Regions from separate parts of the Homo sapiens genome. Here region 2 is linked to region 1. Evidence: read pairs that join two places in POLR2A ChIA-PET (ENCODE). Cell type or tissue: MCF 10A. All regions are shown on one strand. Each heading gives the region's core, and the rest is flanking DNA. Links, peaks and the distances in the headings are about the cores only.

The links. ChIA-PET counts read pairs that join two places held together with the same protein. Peaks named below come from ENCODE experiments on the same cell type or tissue, not always from the same donor. Only the 100,000 strongest peaks of a DNase experiment are listed, where the experiment ranks them.
Region 2: POLR2A ChIA-PET joins it to region 1 with 12 read pairs; 2 of 35 experiments call an interaction of 5 or more read pairs at or near these places.

What each region holds. Positions count from the first base shown.
Region 1 is chr1:180,023,364-180,031,712 of GRCh38, reverse strand. It overlaps CEP350 (centrosomal protein 350), which reads right to left. Exons shown (of 38, transcript NM_014810.5): 14 at 7,131-7,294; 15 at 219-393. Among named protein-coding and RNA genes, the nearest start is that of CEP350, 73 kb to the right of the region's middle. In MCF 10A, for the core only: no CTCF peak of the experiment used is centred there; a DNase peak (open chromatin) is centred at 3,422.
Region 2 is chr1:179,922,201-179,930,549 of GRCh38, reverse strand. It overlaps LOC101928933 (a long non-coding RNA gene), which reads left to right. Exons shown (of 4, transcript XR_241158.4): 3 at 3,654-3,755; 4 at 3,883-4,379. Among named protein-coding and RNA genes, the nearest start is that of CEP350, 28 kb to the left of the region's middle. In MCF 10A, for the core only: no CTCF peak of the experiment used is centred there; a DNase peak (open chromatin) is centred at 3,799.

The DNA.
Region 1 (8,349 bases), core at 123-8,122:
TAACAGTTTAGATGATACATAACCATATTCTAATATACAGATAAAGATTAGAGCTGTGAACAAAGCTATGAAGTCTATTTGTAAAATACAGAATTTTGTAGTAGCTCAGACATGCACAGTTAAGGGGACTGCTGAGTTAAAATTCATTATATGGATTTTTTGAATATCAATTATATATCTTTAATTATATATAAATTACAGTATAAAATATACATTACCTCACAGAATGTCCAGAAAGATCCTCCAAAGTGCTATCTGTATCAAGAGTCTGCTCAAAATCTTTAACAGAAAGTTTGCTGCTGGTCCCAGATTTCTTTCCTTGATGGGAGCCACGTTCTGCTTTTTCCTCATCAAGAAGTGAGTTCTGAACATTTCCAGTGAATGAATCCAACCCTGTAAAGTAAATTTCTTATAAAGCTGATTCCCAATATTAGAAGTTATTGAGAGAGATAATTGATATATAGATTTCAATAAAATAACAAAAAGTATAAATCAGAATATTTAAAATTTGACTTATACTATATTCAAAATCTGTTTTCCATATCTAAAATAAAGCAGTTCATCCTTCTGTCTCTATTTAAGGAAAGTGAAGTTTCTTCCATTAATTCCACTTGCTATTAATAAATCATTCTTAGTGCAATAGTAATAAAAGATAAATATATTAAATAACAATAAAATACTAATCTATCCCTATGAAAAAGTAACCAAAAAGAATTTTTTAAAGGATAAAATCCAGAGCTGGGAGAAAAATCGTACCAACTGCTAATTGAACTACATAATTCTTTTGAAAAAGTCTATGGTAAGAACTATGTAGCCTGATTTATAAAAATATTCACATTCTCTGACTCTCAATAATTTTACTCATAGGAATATATCTTAAGAAGATGACTGAAACAAAAATTATGCATGTTATTCAATGGGTAACTCTGTAACTCAAAGAAATTTAATCTACATTTCTAACAAGAGAATACCTGTCTAAATCACATAGATAATAGTAACCTGAACATTTATATAGGACATTGTAATTCAAATGCACTTCATATATAGTACCTTATTGCTCTTAAACATGTTATGAAATAAGTACTATATCCCAAATTTACTGATGAGGTAACTAGAGATCTATGGGGCTTAATAACTTGCTTCACAAGGTATTCTGCTCTGATCAACAGCAGAAATGACATACACCCAGGCCTCCTGACTCTAGTCTAGTACACTATTCATCTTGATTGTATGTTTAAACAGCAGCATGGGAAAATATTTATTATTACCTTTTAAAAAAAGCAGATTACAAAACTGCATATAAATTTTAATAGTGGCCCAAATTTTAAATATAAAATATATATTTCACATATTATATATATATTATGTTTATATATACACACATATGTATATATATACATATATACACATATATACTTATGTGTATATATACGTTAAAATTTTTGTAAAAATTTATTGTAAAATTACTATATATACTTTAAAATATATATATATATATACAAAAAATTTAAAGTTAAACTTTAAAGATATATATGGTTAAAGAGCAAAAGAAAATACAAAAGTGAAATAAAAAATACCCTTTATACTCGTATTCATAGCAGTATTACTCAAAATAGTCAGAAGATGAAAGCAACCCAAATGTCCGTGAACTGATGAATGGATAAACAAAATGTGGTTTATACATACACGGGAATATTATTCAGCCTTAAAAGGAAGAACATTCTGACACATGCTACAATACAGATGAACCTTGAAGACATTATGCTAAGTGAAATAAGCCAGTCACAAAAGGACAAATATGATTCCACTTACATGACACAGCTAGAATAGGCAAATTCATAGAGAGAAAGTAAAACAGTTGTCACTAGGTGCTGGGAGAAGAGGAGAATGAGAGTTATTATTGAATGGGTATAGATTTTAGTTTGGGATGATGAAAATGTTCTGGAGATAGATAGTGATCATGATGGCAAAACAATGTGAATGTACTTAATGCTAATGAACTGTACAGTTGAAAACGGTTAAATTCCCTAGTGAAATTCATAGAGACAGAAAGTTAGAATGGTGGTTGCCAGAACTGAAGGGACGGAGGAATGGAGAGTTATTGCTGAATGAATACAGAGCTTCAGTACGGGAAACTGAGAAAGTTCTGAAGTTGAGTGGTGGGGATGATTGTACAACAGTATAAACGTGCTTAATGCCACTCAACTGTACACTTAAAACAGAATATTATTAATCAATTAGAAAGGACTCTATAAAGTCTATTTAGGATCCCGAGGCTAGAAGCAAGCTGTTAATACTGATTATTGCTAATTTTTCTACAATAAAGCTGTACTGCTTTCATAGTAAGAACGCTTTATTCACTTAATATTGTTTGTTGACAATAAATACACAACTTAAAATTTTTTCTTGACTTTAAACAACTAGAAATTATAGACAAGATAACATTCTGTGCAAGAAAGGCCTACACTCCAGTCCAGGGACCCATATGAAAAGAAAATGTCCTGACATTAAAAGATTGCCAAGTAAAGCCATATTCCATATCTTAAAGCAAATTTTTTTCCCCTAGGATTACCACTTTAATCTACCAACTACTTTCAACTACACTGGGTAAATTTTTGTACAGAGCAGGCAGACACTCCTTTTCACCACCAGATGGAACATATACAATTAAAATCACACTGATTTTAGAACTTGGGGATGAAGGAGAAACTAAGTTTAAGAAGATGCTGTGGAAAGTGAAATATATCAGGGTTTTTCTGGTATTGCCGGTGAGGATTAGGGAAACTGAAAGCCACAAAATGCTACCTATACTTCATCTTATCTGTTTTAGATGATAATGTTTTAAACCTACATTAAATCATATTATTAATACACATATACTCAATAAATCATGATTTTTTCTTTTTTTTTGAGACAGGTCTAGCTCTGTTGCCCAGGCTGGAGTGCAGTAGCATGATCATGGCTCACTGCAGCCTCAACTTTGGGGACTCAACTGATCCTCCCACCTGAGCCTCTCCAGTAGCTGGAGCTACAGGTGTGCGCCACCACGCCTGGATAATTTTTCTATTTTTTCTAAAGACAGGGCTTCACCATGTTGCCCAGGCTGGTCTCGAACTCCAGGAGTTTGAACTCCTGCATCAAACGATCCACCCACCTCAGCCTCACAAAATGCTGAGATTATAGGAGTGAGCTACCATGCCCAACCTATATCATGATATTTCAAAATTGTGCAGTATATCATACCAGAAGATAGACTGGATTTGGGAGTCAGAAGTCAGAATCTGGGCTTTGCCAATAACAAGTTAGTGACCTTAGGTGAGACACTAACTTAGCAAACGCTAACAATTGCAAAATAAGAATTGAGCAAGATCAGCATTTCCCAAACTGTGTTCAGCTGAATTCTAATGCCATAAAATGATGATTGATGATTCAGTAGTCAAAATACACTTGGAAAATGCTTCATACTACAGCCTCATCCTTATCCTAAAATAAGTAATGCACTAGCATATTACAGTGTTGATGAGTCTTACAGGAAAGAATCTTGTTTCACTCTAAAAGAATTTCCCAAATTTCTGGAACCATGGAGCTCTTTTATTCTCAGAACACTTATGAAACAGTCTATACCACTAAACTTGTATTTCACAAGAAAATACAGTTTCGGAAGTGCTGGTAAAATGATGTCTAAATGTCCTACAAAGACTTTCAGAACACTTCTAAACTGTTTATATTAGGTTAATGATTTAAAAATAATTTCTCCTAGCATTCTCATTGGACGTATAAACTGGCACTAACTTTCTGAAAGGCTATTTGACAAAATGTACCACATTTTAAACATGGCATATTATTTGCCCCATTATCTTATCTCTAGGATTTTCCCCTATAGGAAAAAAACAGACTAATGCATAAAGGTGTATTTACAAGGATATTCAATGCAGTAGTATTTATAATGGAATAAAGAAAAAAGAAAATAACCTAAATATCCAGCAATGGGGAAAGAGTTAAATAAATTATAATATATTCAAATAACAAGCCAGGTGCAGTGGCTCACGCCTATAATCCCAGCACTCTGGGAAGCTAAAACAGGTGGATTGCTTGAGCCCAGGAGTTTGAGACCAGCCTAGATAATATGGCAGAAGCCATCCCTACAAAAAAATAGAAAAATTAGCCAGGTGGGGTGTTGTGTGCCTGTAGTCCCAGCTACTTGGGAGGCTGAGTGGAAGGACTGATGGAGCCCAGGATGTTGAGGCTACGGTGAGCCATAAGCCGTGATCACACCACTGTACTCCAGCCTGGGTGATAGAGTGAGACCCTATCTCAAAAAACAAAACAAAAAAAGCCAAAACAGAATAGTATTCTGTTACTTAATGGGTCTAGAGTTTATTTAGTGGGTAATCCTTACAAATGGTAATCCATATTTACTGACAGAAAAAGATACCCATACCCTACAGACAGAATAAAATTGCATGTAAAATGTGATCCCATACACATAAAATTGCCTATTTGTGTGTGCCTACAAATTGTCTGGAAGGACTCTTGCTAAAAATGTTAACATTTCACGCCCATTAGGATGTCCTATTATCAAAAAAGCAGAAAATATAAAGTGCTGGCATAAATGTAGACAAAATAGAACCCTGTGCATTGCTGGTGGGAAAGTAAAATGGTACAGCTGCTATAGAAAACATTATGGCAGTTCCTCAAAAAATTAAACATGGCATTACCATTTGATCTAGCAATTCTGTATCTGGGTAAAGCAGGGATTCAAATAGGGTATTTGTACACCAATGTTCATAGCAACATCATTCACAATAGCTAAAAGGTGGAAAATACCAAAATGTCCATCAACAGATGAATGGATAAACAAAATATGGCATACACACAGCATGGAGTATTATTCAGCAATAGAAAGAAAGGAAATTCTGATACATGCTGCAACATAGATGAACGGTGAGTCAGATATTATGCTAAGTGAAATAAGCAAGATAAAAAGGACAAATACTCTATTATTCCACTTATATGAAGTACGCAGAGTAGTCAAATTGATAGGGACAGAAAACAGAACAGTGGTTACCAGCGGCTGATGGACAGAAGAATGGAGTTATTATTTAATGGATACAGAGTTCAGTAGGGGAATATGAAAAATTTCTGGAGAAGGACAGTGGTGATGCTTGCAACAATAATGTGAATGTACTTAATGTCACTGAACTGTATATTTGAAAATGGTTAAAATGATAAATTCTATGTCATGTATATTTTACCACAATTAAAATAGGCAGAGGGCAATGGCTTATGCCTACAATCCCAACATTTTGGGAGGCGGAGGCAAAAGGATTGCTTGAGCCCAGGAGTTCGAGACCAGCCTGGGCAACAAAGTGAGGCCCTCGTCTCTGCAAAATAAATAAGATAAAGTGAAATAAATAAAATAAATACTTTTTTTTTTTTTTTGACACAGAGTCTCACTCTGTCGCCCAGGCTGGAGTGCAATGGCGCAGTCTCGGCTCACTGCAACCTCTGCCTCCTGGGTTCAAGCGATTCTCCTGCCTCAGCCTCCCGAGTAGCTGGGATTATAGGCACCCACCAACATGCCTGGCTAATTTTTGTATTTTTAGAGACGGTGTTTCACCATATTGGCCAGGCTGGTTTAAATGTTAACATCCGTTATCTCTAAGAGAAAGAACTAGAGGAGATTTACTTTTAAATATAGGTTTCTATATTCATTGATGTCTTCCTCCTATTCCTGTTCCTTCCACCCCCTGAAGACTTTTAGCTCAATGAGTAGGATTTATTTTATGTATTTTTTATTTTACTTTAAGTTCTGGGATACATGTGCAGAACATGCAGGTTTGTTACAGAGGTATATATGCGCCATGGTGGTTTGCTACACCTATCAACCCATCATCTAGGTTTTAAGCCCCGCATGCATTAGGTATTTGTCCTGATGCTCTCCCTTCCCTTACCCCTAACCCCCCGACAGGTCCCAGTGTGTGATGATCCCCTCCCCGTGTCCATGTGTTCGCATTGTTCAACTCCCACTTATGAGTGAGAACACGCGGTGTTTGGTTTTCTGTTCCTGTGTTAGTCTGCTGAGAATGACAGCTTCCAGCTTCCAGAAAAAACATTTTTGGAAGCAAAATCATTCCCCTAGCTAGACACCATCCTGTGAGTTTACAAAGCCTTTGCCTAATCACTTTGTACAGTGATTATCCATCTCCGTAGGCCTATAGAGCAAATTTAAGCCAAGAGTAGAAATGAGGACATTGAAGGGCATCTCAATCACTCAAAAATATTTACTGAATGCCAATGAGTCAGCTACAGTGCTAGGTACCGGAATGTATACATTATCTCCCTTAATTTCATATAAGCTTAAAAATTACCATATCTATTATTATCTCTATTTTATAGATAAGGACATTTGGGTATTATATTTAATGATACTCAGAGATGTATATACTATAAAGTTTTTTTAAAAAACCAACTGCAAAGCAATTATTTACATTTGTTTTTAAAATAAAGTCATGTGTCCCAGCACTTTGGGAGGCCAAGGCGGGTGGATCACGAGGTCAGGAGATCGAGACCATCCTGGCTAACATGGTGAAACCCCGTCTCTACTAAAAATACAAAAAATTAGCTGGGTGCGGTGGCGGGCGCCTGTAGTCCCAGCTACTCGGGAGGCTGAGGCAGGAGAATGGCATGAACCTGGGAGGCGGAGCTTGCAGTGAGCCAAGATCACGCCACTGCACTCCAGCCTGGGCGACAGAGTGAGACTCCGTCTCAAAAAAAAAAAAAAGTAAATAAATAAAGTCATGTGTGTGTATAATTTTACGTATACATCAAAAATGTTAATAGTAGTTAATCTCTGAACAGAAGTCTCAAAGGAAATTTGTCTTTCTTTGAAGAGTGTTTATCTCTAATTTTTAATTTTTTATCATTGCAAATGTATTCCTTTTGTATTAAGGAAAAGATTCATGATGTTATATATCAAAAGGTATTATTATAATGATAAATAAATATGAAAGCTAATTACATTACCATAAGAAATTCTTCTAACTTCTTATGCAATCAAATCATAACTTTAGATTACTACAACAAAATCATTGGTAAGAGAAAAAGTTACCATGTGGAATTCCACTTACATTCTGTCTTTTCCTTTTTTCCTTTCTTTCCTTTAGAAGAAGTAGATGAACGAGACGATGCAGCAGACTGGGCTCCTGATGAATGCTGGGAGGTAACATCCACAGAGGAAGGATCATAGGCAGACTTTCTGTTAGAATGGTCCTCCTGAGGGCTTAAAGTGCTACTGTCAAAGAATAAATAATAGTAGTTCCAGAAAGAAAAGTCTTACAACACAGCTAAATTAAAGATATTTAAAAATCTATGTAATCACTAGGAGACTATAACTACAATCAAAGATGGCTTAACACTTTATTATTTTTTTTTAACCACCATAAGCCTGGATTGTTCCCTATGGTTCAATTTATTACTAAGAAAAATCAAAGGTAAGTGAAACCAATAAAAACTAATATTTAGAGAAAAATGTATAATGTTGAATACTGGAAAATATGGCCTCAATTTCTATTCAAATTTATAATTTATATATTATAACTATTTCTCCTCTTATATTCTTATGGAGAACAATAACTTAATATGTTCTACCTCTACCTGGAAATAAAATGCATCAAATCATATTGATTGGTGATATTAAATGTCACCATAAATCTTTGAAGGTTTTTATTTAAAAATTTCATATTTTCCTTAGAGCTCAAAACTTAAAACTATGCTTTTTCTCATATAATTTTTATACTTATTCCTATTAATCTATTTAGATTTAACTAATTTGTATAAGATTACCTAATAATTTTACATGGATTACAATTTGTAATATTTGAAAAAGATGATATTAAATATGAATAATTACAGATAAATTTTTATGGCAGCTAAATATAGGGAGAAAATTCTCTCCAACGAAGTCTGATTCACTTACTATGTGACTATGTACAAGTAATTTAACCTCTGCTTCAGTTTGCTGTCTAAAACAGAAATGATAACAGTAATACTTTCCACATCAGGCTATCATAAAAATGAGTTAATACAGGTAAAGTCCCTCAGTCCTTTCAGTGTCTTGCACACTAAGTGCCCAATAATTATCAGATGTTATAATCATTATAATTATTGTTTTTCAAAGCTTTGCAAATTTTTCAATGTTTTCTTGATTATAAAGAAAATTACTTATTACTTGGAACCATGGAGTCATGTATCTATCTGATCTTCCTCAATTCTATCACAGAAAACCATTTCTTAAGCTTTTTATGTTAGTATAGCATGGAATAATTTCCCAATACTCCAATACTGTAC
Region 2 (8,349 bases), core at 96-8,095, 100 kb after region 1:
TTGCTTAGAGCTAAATCTAAGCTTAACCTATAGTCCAACCAGCTAATACATGTAGATCTCCTTTGGGCAAACTGCAAAGGTCAAAGGGCCACCTTGGGAATAACCAGATGACTTAAAAAAACAGAACTGCTGATTCAATAACAAAACTTAGAGGTAAAGCCAGAGATAGGAAGTTGGCTGCATTTTCTGAACACAAAAGTACTTCGTTCCCTCTCTCTGCCAACTTGCTTATTCAAGGCTAATGAAAATATTTCAGAGGAGCAAACCTTTGGTCTTTGGAACTTGCCTGTTAACAATAGAAAGCTTAATTCTTTGGAACTATTTCCAAAGGAAAAGATTTCATTGGAATTTGCTCACTCAGATCTTATATTTCAAGCAGCAAGTATTACACTACTCCAACACAGTTTGAGATGCCTGTTGAATGTTGGACAGATCATGGACTATAAGTGATTCTCTTTCAGAGGCTATATCAAGCAAAATATTCTGGGCTTTACATTATATTAAGCTATTACAAACTTTGCCAATTTTATAGAATCAGCATTGACAGAGACTTTAAATATCATCTAGTTCAATTTCCTTTTTTTTTTTTTTTTTTTTTTGAGACGGAGTCTCACTCTGTCGCCAGGCTGGAGTGCAGTGGCGTGATCTTGGCTCACTGCAACCTCTGCCTCCTGGGTTCAAGTGATTCTCCTGCCTCAGCCTCCTGAGTAGCTGGGACTGCAGGTGCGTGCCACCACGCCTGGCTAATTTTTTTTAACTTTAGTAGATATGGGGTTTCACCATGTTGGCCAGGCTGGTCTCGAACTCCTGACCTCGTGATCCGCCCGCCTCAGCCTACCAAAGTGCTGGGATTACAGGCGTGAGCCACCACGCCCTGCCCAACTTACTTTCAAATTAGGACATCAGAACCATAATAGGCCTTTGTTATTAGAGAGCATTCTACCTAACAGAGTTCCAAACATTATTGTCAGGTTTTTATCTCTATAAAGAGGTGTAAATTTCACTAGATAATCCGGTGATTCTATGGGCCAGGCAGTATGTTTCCTCAACATACATGCATTATGTGTTTTTTTTGTTAGTGTAAGTATGGACTTTATTTTTTTTAAAGTCTTTTGAGGACTACAAATTACAAAGTAAAAGCAGATCACTACATAGAAATCTAGTGAATACATTTTGCCTGTGCATGAAAACTTTATCAAAGTTATTCATTTAACAAATTCACCCCATTCACAATATTCAGCTATAATGTTCTTTTAAAGGTTACTATACCTTTATTTAAAATTATGTTACGTTATTCCCTCAAAATGAACTTTTAAACGACAAACTTTTGGCTCATAAGAATGGCACCTTCAAAAGGGATGACTTCCACTCAGTCTCTGGTGGCATTATTCCAGGCTAGTTTCTTTCACCAGTTAAAAACCTTCAAAATGTTCACTTTTAACACAGTCTTTCCATAAAAAATATGGCTACATTCCACCACCACCTCCCCAAGCATCGTATGCTTATATTATTTAATGCCATTTTTGCTCCTTAAGAAGTGGATACTGCCTGAGTATGGTGGCTCACGCCTGTAATTCCAGCACTTTGGGAGGCCGAGGCGGGTGGATCACTTGAGTCCAGGAGTTCTAGACCAGCCTGGGTGACACAGCGAATCCATCTCTACAAAAATTAGCTGGGTGTGGTGGTGTGTGCCTGTAGTCCCAGCTACTCAGAAGGTTGAGGTGGGAGGATTGCCTGAGCCCGGGAGGCGGAGGTTGCAGTGAGCCAAGATCATGCCACTGCACTCCAGCCTCAGTAACAGAGAAAGACCCCATCTCAAAAAAAAAAAAAAAAGTGGACATTATGATGGAATACAATGTAGAATTGTAGAATGATGGTTAAGAATGCAGATTCTGGAGTCAGACTGAGTTCAAATCCTAGCTCCATCAGTTACTAACAGTAGTTCTGGGTCTGTGTTTCCTCATTGGTAACAGAAAGATAGTAATAGCACCTACTTCAAATATTATGAAAATTAAATGATATAGTATATGTATGGTGCCTAGCATGGTGCCTGGCACATATTAAATGGTCAATAAACGTTACTGACTTAATTATTTACAGACTACACTAAGCTTACAGTGTGACATAGGTTGGGTTTTCTGAGAAGCAGACTCAGAGTACAAGGTATTTAGTAGGGAGTGCCTTGGTATCAACACCCATGGAAAGGAGGAAAAGGAAGGAGAGGGGAGAGGAAAAAGTCATGCTATAATACAGGCCCCATAGCTTCAGCCAACCCCATAGGGAAGCTCTGGAGTGCAAATGGCCCACCATAGTTGCACTGTGTGGGGCTGAGAAGGCCAAGCCTTTGTATCCCGTGTCATTAGAGTGCACCACTCTCCCCCTCCCCAACGTAGTCTTCAGCAAGGTGGTTTTCTGCAGCTGAGGCAAGCTGTGAAGTGGTTGAGAGTGAAGGCTGTCCACTGAACACACTCCCAGCAGATGGCAAAACAAATTACTCCTTGAAAGGAGATCCAGGTTGCACATCTCCGTGTTCAACACGGGATAGTCTGTGCAGCACTTGGAAAATATCAACAAATTATAGTTACTTCAAGAAAAGAAAGTGAGGTTGATTAAGTATGGGAGTAGGATGGTGAAGATGAATGGGAAGAATAAACCATGGAGAGAAAGAGCTATTTGCATGTGATCAAAAAGCTTTCTTGAAAAAAAATTAATTAAAAAATAAAAAAAAAACCTTTTAAATTTTATAACTAGAGATGGGGTCCCACTATGTTGCCCAGGCTGGTCTTAAACTCCTGGGCTTAAGTGATCCTCCCACCTCATCCTACCAACGTGCTGGGATTATAGGCATGAGCCACTGTACCCAGCCAGGAAAGCTTTCTTATTCTTTATAGTACCCCTGATTTGGGGCAAGGGTGGATTCTGATAACTGTAAGGCCTTTTGTTTAATAAACTTTGTGATGGGTTGGGGCTTGTAATGGAGGTATAAGATGGGAAGAAAGCCCAAGTTATTCGTATGACAAGGGTCACCTAAGAGGCTGGAAGTAGGAGCCATCACAGTTGATGCCACACAGGAAAAGGGGAGAGAACTGTTGGTGGTTAAGAATTTTGGTAAATGAGGCCGGGTGCGGTGGCTCACACCTGTAATCCCAGCACTTTGGGAGGCCAAGGCGGGTGGATCACCTGAGGTCAGGAGTTCGAGACCAGCCTGGCCAACATGGTGAAACCCCGTCTCTACTAGAGATACAAAAATCAGCCAGTGTGGTGGCCCAGGCCTCTAATCCCAGCTACTCGGGAGGCCCAGGCAGGAGACTTGCTTGAACCTGGGCGGCGGAGGTTGCAGTGAGCCGAGATCGCACTGCTGCACTCCAGCCTGGGTGCCAGAGCAAGACTCTGTCTCAATAAAAAAAAAAAAGATAGTAGTTACATTATTTTCCCCATTTTTAGACAAGGAAACTGAAGCATAAAGAGCATAAGTTGCTAGTGTCATTCAGTGAGAAAGGCATGGAGCTGGGATTTGGCCCTAGGCAGTCAAACTCCAGACCGTAGGGCCTGTACTCTTAATCATACTCTCCCTCATTACAGTAAGGATAAGGATGCTTCTGTTTTCTGTGGGATGTGTTTTTTGTGTACTATCAACAATTTTTCCTCTGTAGGAAATTGCCAGTGCTCTGGATGCAAATGGATTTTTCCTTAGGAATTCAGAGTTGCTGAGTTTTGCATCAAGACTGAAAGAGGCCAAAAAGAGAAGCTGTGTGGTAAGCAGGGGCAGTTAACCAATCCCTGGGGTACATGTAAGCATTTTGAAAAAGATTAACTGTGAGTCAACATTGCAGTAAATTTAGTTATAAAATCATGATTATGTATGCAAATATGTGTCAACAGGTAGGACTGTGTGATGACTCATCCTACTCAAAATTCTCTAGACTCGGTTTGTGCAATATTGGATTCTACAATGCTGAGCAAGGGAAGAAAAGTGTTTAAAGGAGAGCCACAAATAAGAATATATAGGTTGAATATAAACTTTATAGAGCCTGAATAGATTGGAATGGAATAGATGGAGGCTTCACACTCCTTCCCACATGCATTGTCCTATGCATCTCTTCATCTGGTGTTCATCGGTATCCTTTGTAATATCCTTTATAATAAGCTAGTAAATGTGAGTACAGTCATGTGTCACTTAATGAAGGAGATACATTTTGAGAACTGTGTTGTCACCAGGCGTGGTGGCTCTTGCCTGTAATCTCAACACTTTGGCAGGCTGTGGTGAGAGACTTGCTTGAGCCCAGGAGTTTGAGACCAGCCTAGGCAAAATAGTGAGACTCCATCTCTATAATAAATAAATAAAAATAAAAAAGACGATTGCACTGTTAGGCAATTTTGTTATTGTGCAAACATCTTAAGAGTGTCCTTCCACATAGCTAGAGGGTATAGCCTACTACACACATAGGCTATATGGTATATCCTGTTGTCTAGGCTGCAAGCCTGTACAGCATGTTCCTGTACTGAATACTGTAGGGAATTGTAACACAATGGCAAGTGCAGTTAACAATGGAACAACTAGAGGATTAGGGGTTTGACACCCACACAGTCAAAAATCCATGTATAACTTTTGACTTCCCCAAAACTTTACTAATAGCCTCCTGCTAACTGGAAGACTTACCAGTAACATAAACAGTTGATTAACACATTTATTATATACTGTCTTCTTATAATAAAGCTAGAGAAAGTAAAATATTAAGAAAATCCTAAGGAAAACATATTTACCGTACTGTACTGTAATTATCAATACTGTAAATTTAGGGTTAGTTAAATGCCCCTCCATTTCCAAAATGAGTCAGCTGTCTGAAATGGCAGGCAACTGCAGCTACAGACCTCAATCAAAGTACTTATCAAGCAATTCAACTTTTTCTCGTAGTGTCATTTTTTTCTCTGCTTCTTGGGAGCATTTCTAGCATCACTGGTGGCACTTTGTATGGGGCTCATGGTGTTATTCAAGGTTTAGGGTATTGCATTAAACATGATGAAAAACGCGAGAAGTGTGAGAGATCACTTTTTACTGCAATACGCAATTTACTAGAGCCAAGAACTGCTTGTGTGGAGATGATTAGCTCACAGGGTGTTTTATGTGGATACTCTCAACCCTTGAGTTCTGCTGTAATAGCAACAGGAGGTGGTTACAAACTTATTTCAGTGGAACAGTAGGTACTACAGTTAATTTTACGCAGTTGTTTGTTTTAATTAGTTAATTAGACAATTTTTGTTCTTTCCATAGCTTTAGTGGTACAAGTGGTTTTTTGTTACATGGAAGAATTGTATCCTGGTGAAATCTGGACTTTTAGTATAGCCATCACCTGAAGAGCACACATTGTACCCACTAGCTAATTTTTCATCAGTTACGGTTTAACAGTGCATTTTTAGATTTTTAAATATTTATCTAGACTGCAAATGGTACAATGTATGGTGTGTGTTTGTGTGTATAGGTTTTGATAAATTTTAACTTTTTTAAATAGATTTATGTATGGTAGTAAATGATAGACTAGTATCTACATGTATTTTATGTACTCTTCACATACCTTTATTTTTTTTGATATTTCTAGTCTATGAGGTTCATCTGGTTTTTCAAATTGTTGCAAATCTCCAAAAAATTTTCCAATACATTTATTGAAAAAAAATCCATGTATAAATGGACCCACACAGTTCAAACCCAAGTTGTTCAAGGATTGACTATTTGTCTATCTAAACATACCTAAACATAGAAAAGGTACAGTAAAAATACAGTATTATAATCTTATGGGATCACCATTGTCTATGCAGGCTGACATTGAAATGTCATTATGTACAGCATGACTGTATAGTGTTTCCGAGTTCTGTGAGCCTCTCTAGCAAACTAATGGAGCTCAAGAAGGGGTTATGGGAACCCTAACTTATAGCTAGTTGGTTAGGACCCTTGGTCACCATCTGGGGCTTCTGATTGTCATCTGAAGTGGGAGCCATCTTGTGGCACTGAGCCTTCAACCTATGGTATCTGATGCTATCTCCAGGTAGTGTAAGAAGTGAATTGAATTAGAGGACACCCAGCTGGTGTCTGCTGCAAAATTGCTTATTTGCTTAATGCGTGGGGAACCCCCCTCCACACACATCTGGAGTCAGAAGGGTGTTGTGAGATTAAAGTGGGAGAAACTGAATTTGTTTATTCCTATATTCAGAATGGGGTCCTTGAGAACATCATAGTGGTAAGCATAGATGTTCTAAAGTCAGACTGCCTGGGTTCATCTCTCTGCTCCACCACTTCGAGAGTTACTTTAGCTCACTGTGCTTCAGTTTCCTATTAAGTTGGGATAATAATACCATCTCATAGAGTAACTTAAGAATTAAATCAGTTAATATACATAAAGCACTTGGAAGTGTTTGAAGCATTAATAAACACTCAATAGCTAATAAAAAATAGAAAAGGGTGAGGAACAACTTAATACATATTCAAATATATATTATAGATCTTTTCCATATTTGTTGTAGGGAAAATAAGAGGAAGTGTATTTAAGCTCTGAGAGATCTGGATTTTATCAAATTAAAAAAAAAGAGGGACTAGATAAAACATTTACCCATTAAGAAACATAATTAACTACTCAGGGTGAATATTTCTATAGAGGGCTGTATAGCATGCAGTAGATTCTGTAATTGAGTTTAGCCTAAGAATGGTATTCTCTAAAAGTGGGAAAACAATCCCTAGAAAATCAAGTTTGATCTAGTACATGGCCACCTACCACCTCACTTGCCCAAGAAACATACTGAAAACTAAAGCTTGGTGTTCTATTGAGGGAATTACAGCAAATTAACAAGTGCTGATGTATGTTAAAATAGTACCCGAAGTTTTGACAACTATCTTCCTGGTTTAGCCTAGAGAAACAGAAGCAATGGGAAGAAATCACATTTGTAGTAGACCCATGACCAGGACTCAGATTTTAAAACTTAAAATGTTTCCATTACCTTGAATTTCCCTTCGTTGGGTTTTTTAAAAAGCTAAAATGAAATGCCATTAATGACATAGCATGGCATTACATATAGAAGGTCTTTATATAGTTGAAGAAGTATTCAGTTGTCCTTTAACATATCAGCCCACTTCTTGGCCTGACCTCAGGACACAGCCCTACCACAACCCAAACTCCTGGTCCCTGTTAAAAGGGTGACCTAGGAAGCTATGCTTTATCATATATTCTTCTCAGGAATCCTTCATACACTGAATTGAGCCATTAATGTCATCTTTTTGGCATTTAAGTCACAAAGGGGAAGTTGCTAATTGGGTAGCAGCAATAGAGAGACAGAGGGAATGGCTGCTGGTCTCCAAATGAAAACAGTCTTCACAGTTCCTGTATTTTCCTTTTCCTGGAGTCTGAGATGTATATTCTTGCAATCTTCACCCCAGCCCTCTTTTGCTCATTTCCTGGTTGGACAGGGTTTTTATTCTCTACAATCAATTTCTGACCAAATATGTGTGGCTCTACTTCAAACTAAAAGTCAACATATTGACATGCAGAGATAGGAATTTAGTCTATCACTTTATGCTTAGTATCTGGGGAGAAGATATATGAGCTAAACAGAAGAAAGAGAAATTTTCAGCACTTCTACAGTCAATCAAATCTGGTCAGTTCTAATTCTCGAATATTTTTCTTATCCATCTTGTTCGTACATCCATAGCCATCTTTTATCTGAATTATAATACCCTCTTAGGCAACAGAAAAAGATGGAAGAATACTTGCTAGCTATTTTTAGAAAATGCAAATGCCAAATATCACTGTGGAAAGACCTCACAGCTTCCCAGTCTTTTCCCTTGATATTCCACCTTTCCCTTGAGGACCTGTAATGATCACTGTCTCTATCAGAGAAGTGCATTTCCCTTCCACGGCGTAGATTGGTCCTCTTTGTTTTTCCTTATTCATAGCATTGCTAAACCCAGATGAGTTATATACAACTTTTAGATAGGGCTTAGGCGTAATGGGGGATGGGGGTGGGGAAAGCAAATAAAACACTAAGATGCAACTTACCTAGCTATAATTAGGTATGGCTTGCTCTTTTTATTCAATAAATATTTGAGCATTCTGTGATTGCCACGGTGCATATATTGATGACACATCACTGCTTGCAAGATGCATGTGGTAGCAGGGGTATGCTAATGCTGCCACAGGGTAATAAAGGATAAATCAGAGTGTGGAGCACCTCAGTCACTTTAAAATGCGCAGGAAAGTCTGTGTTCTCTCCTTTTATCTGGAAGATTCACCAGTCATTTGAGCCCTTTGAAGTGACTCATTCAACCCCCAAAATGGTTTGGCTGGACACTACCCAGTTTTGGAT